2 separate regions of the Mus musculus genome follow, and region 2 is linked to region 1. The links are chromatin loops, found by intact Hi-C in ENCODE. Cell type or tissue: left cerebral cortex. All regions are shown on one strand. Region 1 holds the start of Preb (prolactin regulatory element binding). Region 2 holds the start of Eif2b4 (eukaryotic translation initiation factor 2B, subunit 4 delta).

Region 1 (2,500 bases):
AAATAGCACATGATGTTCTTGCCTAGACTTGGAGGAATTTGGGTGGGAAGAGTATGTGGTAGATAATATCTACAACAGGAAATGACCATCAAACCAAAACAACTGCATTAGAGCCTGGCTGCCAGGTGCTTAGCGACCTTCCTTTCACTTGCTCAACAGTGTTTTACAAACAGGAACTGACATAAAATAAGAGAAGCGGCCAGTGTGAACTGGAGTTTGCCTAGTCATTTTTCATTCACACAGTGAGAAGTTCTGCTTCTTAGGACATCTCTGAAACCAAATATGGAGTGTTTTCAGACACATCTCCAATTCTAAGACACCAACTAGGTATCTGTCCAACAATGGAACGAAATTTCTAACACCACCCACCCACAGGTGTTCACACTGGATAGATCCCATAAATCAAAGGGACTGATCCTAAAGGATCGTTTCCAGTGTCTCCAGCTTTGAGTCCTGACCATCTATCTGTACTTCTAAATAACAGGCTGGGAAGCAGAAGTCCCTGTGACTTCCTCTGTCAGTCTGGTAAGTTGTCAGAACAGCACACAGAGCTCACTTCCATCTTCCTTAGGATTTCTCTTCTAGCATAAAGAATAGAACTCAGAATTAGCAGAAGGGAAGAGATGTGTAGGGCAAGGTACATGGAGGATAAAGGGTGAAGAATGCAGTACTTCCTTGCCCTCTCTGGGCACACCATCCATCCATCCAGCACCTACATGAGACCACCAACCCAGGAGCTCATTGATCCCTATTGTCTAGGGTTGTTTTAAAAACAAATATTTCATCATATGGGCACATACTGGCCACTGGTGACTGAATTCAGTGTCAAGTTCCTCTCTCCTCCCTGAAGGCTAGTAAATGGGCCTAAAATTGGCTTCTTCTAATCACGTGGTTTGTTCAGCTGCATATGGGTCCAAAAGACACCATGGTAGTATAAATTCATGTATGGTTGACTGGGGCTCATTATGAATCGCAAAAGACATCAAATACTAAAATATAAACCATATTCAAATAATGGTCCTTACATCTCTATAATGTGAACATGTTCCAAAAACACTTAAATAGTAGGGTAACCAAATAGCCCGGTTTATCTGGGATTTTGTGGGTTTTTGTGCCTAGTCTCAAGTCTTGCCAGTCCCATGAGTTCGATGTTCCAGAAGTGGATGTCAAGCCATAAGAAAGAGTCCAATCAACCGCGGAGGATGCTCTCAAAGTGGGGACTGATTTCTTCATATTAGGATATTAGGAAGCAGTGAATCTGTTTTGGAGTGTCTGTCCTCCACACAACCCGGGAGAACCCATTTCCTCCCTGGAGTAACACACAAAGGCCCGGCTTGTACGAGTCTGCTGTGTATCTCTCCTGAAGTGGGGACTGTCCCAGTCCGAGAACTTTTTAATTCGATTTACTGATCTTCAGTAATCTCTTCTAGCCCCACCTCCCACGCCCCACACAAAGATGGCAGCTTCATCGTCATTCGGGGCTAGGACCCGGATCCGACGCCAGGGTTCCGTGACAGCGCGTCCCGCTAGTGCTGACGCGGATTGGCGTCTTGCGCTTGCGCAGAGAGAGCCCAGGAGCTCGGCGCGTGCGCACTGAACGCCTGCAAGACCCAGTCGGCCGCGCGGGCGCAGATCGGCTGCTTGCGGTGGTTTGAGTGGTGGCAAGTCCAGTGCTGAGAGGGGTCGGCAGTCTTCCGGAAAACTCTAGCGCCAAGTTCCTGAGCTTTCGGAGGCGAGGCGCGGCATGTCGTGGGTTCCGCGGGGTTGGCGGTGAACGTGCGGGCGGGATGGGTCGGCGCCGGGGTGTGGAGCTGTACCGGGCCCCGTTCCCGTTGTACGCGCTTCGGATAGACCCCAAGACTGGGCTGCTCATCGCTGCGGGCGGAGGAGGAGCTGCCAAGACCGGCATAAAGAATGGCGTGGTGAGAACGCAGGGCCACTGAGAACAGGTTATACCGTGGCCCAGGGAGATTCCAGGGTGGCCGGGGGATGCAGAGGTGAGCAGTACCCCTGATTTAGTCCCTACCCATTTCTAGCGGGAGCACCCAGGATTGCCGTTCGGGTGCTGGTTTCACCTGAGCAGAGTGGTTGAGACAGCCAAAATTAGACTGAAAGCTGTGCAGGTCTGCGAATCCAGGACTGTCCACGCCGGATTACGAGAGCTGGTCCAGGGCTCATACGCTGGCCTTTTCCAGGAAGGCACATTGTCTTGTCCATCTTCAAGCAGCTGGAGACGGAATTCTTTTCTTTCTGTAAACTGGACCTAGTAATCTAAACCCTGCTTGCTGTATGAATTAAGAAGCTCCAGTAAGAGAATACAGCTCTAAGCAACAGCAACAACAACCAAAGAAACAAAAAAACAAAAAAAAACAAAAAATAAGAGCTGGAGGTGCGGGAAGCAAAAGTACAACTGAGAGAGACTAGGATTTAATGTGACTTCCGGGCTGGCCTGACCTTTGCCCACTTTGGTTCCCTCACAGCATTTTCTGCAGCTAGAGCT
Region 2 (2,500 bases), 230 kb before region 1:
TGGACATCTTATACACTGATGGGACCAAGAACACACAAGGAAAGCAGCGAATGGTTTGTATTAATCCGGGGAATGAATTCCCAAGTTATAGTTTAGGTGCCAGAAGGAATGTGCTTTGACTAACAGGGTTCAGTTTTTCCATGCAGGGGCAAAGGATGAAAAAGGAGACAGCTCAGAGAAGGAAGGATGTGTGAGTATAGGGAAGTACAGGAACTGTGAGAGACAAGCCGCTCAGAGAGTTTCCGGAAATGTCACGCTAACAAAGTCCACCTTCCACTGTAGCAGTGATTATAGGGTGATGTAATGAAAGGGGATTAATGTCCGTGGGTATGGAAGGGCTTGAAGCTGCATCTAGACAGGGTTGTTAGTCCCACCTGCTCGTGCAGCCCCAGAAGCTGGCTGTAGCGCACCCGACAGTGCAGGACTCCATTCACGTGAATGTTATAGGCCTGAGGACACAAAAGCAGGCAAACATCTCAGGATCGACGTGCAAACCACCTCTTGCCCCAGAAACCTGTCCGGAAGTTGCCTGACATATCCGTCTGCGCAACGCTCCGAGACTTCCCGGGATTTAGCCTGTTTTTCCCCCAGGGCCGGGTTTCAAGCAGAAGGCCCAGTCCCGAGGACACTCGGGCGCTTGTGCGGCAGTATCCCTCCCGGAGATGACAATAGTGCCCACCGCCAGAGCAGTCGCGGCCTGGCCGGGGAAAGAAGAACCTATTGGAGCTTGGGGTGGCTTAAGTACGAAACTGAGACATGAGATGGCTTCCAGTGAGGTTCGAAGGCTGGAGGCCGCTCCGAGAGCTCCGGCCCGTTATCCCCGCCCTGGCCCAGCTTCTAGCACCTCCTCACCACGTAGGCGGAGCCGCCGCTGTCCCCACTGCGGGACTCCGTTTCAGGAATGGAAAAGTGCATGTTCCCTAAGGCAGAGCTCCGTACTACCAGGTTCGCAGCGCCTCTGCTCGCTTGCCTCTGCCACTCAGCGCGTCTCCGCAGCCCAGCTCGCCATTTTGGTGGGCCTGAACTCCGAGGTGGGAAGGCTGTAGGATGACGGCTCTGCGAGCAGCAACCTCGGCATGCTGGGAGCTGTAGTCGAGCGCCGGAGACGCTCCTAATTGGGAACCCAACATCCTTTGGTCCTCACCGCGACCCGTAGTCCTGGGCGGGACCCAGTGCACGCCGGAAGTTGTAGTCCGCTGGGGACTGACTCCGCGGGAGGCATCAGGGGAGCCAGCAGCCCAGGTGGCGCTGTAGTGTGAGTGACCTCGGCGGGAGGAGCCTAGGACCCACAGTCATGGCTGCGGTGGCGGTGGCTGTTCGCGAAGGTGAGTGAAGGGCTAGATGCACCAAGTGGTAGAAGAGCAGATGAACACTGGATCGCTGATGCGGGGTCCGGAGCGCCTTTGGGCCTTGCCGCCGGGTTTCTGCACGTCGCGGGACTCTGGTTTACAAGATCTAGGGCGCAGCAGGGTGCTGCTTGCCGGCTGTTCCCAGAAGGGTGACTGACCCTTTTCCTCCCACGCCTGTCCTTTGATCCTGCCGCGCAGTGCGTCCCCACGCGGATCCCAGAGCGCCTCGCGCCCGGCAGCCGAGCTGTGGTCATGCCAACCCAGCAGCCAGCTGCGCCGACGAGTCTCCCCAAGTCCTCCCGGAGCCTGTCTGGCTCACTCTGTGCCCTGTTTTCTGATGCAGAATCGAGATCCGAGATGAAGACTGAACTTTCTCCTCGGCCCGGGGTAAGTGAGGGAGAGACCTCCTAAGTCGCCTGTCAAGAGCTACACAGAAAGCTGTGTCACCTTCATTTGGCCCCATCTCCCATCCTTTTCAGTTCATCTCTTAGTAGAACTGGGAGATTTTACAGAGCTTAACGGTGTGTGACTATGACTGAAGAAGTTTCTCTCCTTACTTACGTAGACTTGTAACAGAAGTCAGAGAGTGTTAGGAACTTAACCTTGGGGGAATCTAGTAAGCATCTTGATAAACCTTTGGAATGGCCTGGGGTAGAGCAGTTCCCGTGTCTGTGTCTCAGGCAGCAGGGCGGGAGTTGACCCAAGAAGAGAAGCTTCAGCTTCGAAAAGAAAAGAAACAGCAGAAGAAGAAACGGAAGGAGGAAAAGGGGGCAGACCAAGAAATTGGCTCTGCTGTGTCTGCAGCTCAACGGCAAGGTGCGGGGACGCTTTAAACGGCCGGGGGTAGGATGCTGGATGAGGGATTTGCAAAGGGAGATAGAACAAAGTTGGTTTGAGCAAGTACAAAAGCGGTTACTTGGAAGGCAGAGCCTGATGGTGCTGGCTGGTGGTGGCTTACAGCACACCTTTAACCCCAGCACTAAGGCCAAAGCAAAGGCAGGTGGATCTCTGATGAATTCCAGCCTCAGTCAAAAAAGGAAAAAAAAAAAAACTTAGATAAGGTAAAAGGGAAACTAAGGCCAAAGCAAAGACAGGTGGATCTCTGATGAATTCCAGCCTCAGTCAAGAAAGGGAAAAAAAATAGATAAAAG

Evidence for each region. Hi-C counts contacts between places; a loop is a spot of excess contacts. Peaks named below come from ENCODE experiments on the same cell type or tissue, not always from the same donor. Only the 100,000 strongest peaks of a DNase experiment are listed, where the experiment ranks them.
Region 2: a loop joins it to region 1, with 2.5 times the contacts of the local background. A loop is called at or near these places in 3 of 42 quality-filtered maps.

Annotation. Positions count from the first base shown.
Region 1 is chr5:30,959,393-30,961,892 of GRCm38, reverse strand. It overlaps Preb (prolactin regulatory element binding), which reads left to right and starts at 1,566. Exons shown (of 9, transcript NM_016703.3): 1 at 1,566-1,922; 2 at 2,481-2,500. The coding sequence starts at 1,788. In left cerebral cortex, a CTCF peak has its summit at 1,525; a DNase peak (open chromatin) is centred at 1,553; H3K4me3 peaks cover 1,391 bases; H3K27ac peaks cover 1,166 bases.
Region 2 is chr5:31,191,818-31,194,317 of GRCm38, reverse strand. It overlaps Eif2b4 (eukaryotic translation initiation factor 2B, subunit 4 delta), which reads left to right and starts at 1,179. Exons shown (of 13, transcript NM_010122.2): 1 at 1,179-1,325; 2 at 1,693-1,736; 3 at 2,030-2,165. The coding sequence starts at 1,295. Snx17 (sorting nexin 17) reads right to left here and starts at 1,014. Exons shown (of 15, transcript NM_153680.2): 1 at 853-1,014; 2 at 375-449. The coding sequence starts at 915. In left cerebral cortex, a CTCF peak has its summit at 1,256; a DNase peak (open chromatin) is centred at 1,156; H3K4me3 peaks cover 2,359 bases; H3K27ac peaks cover 1,427 bases.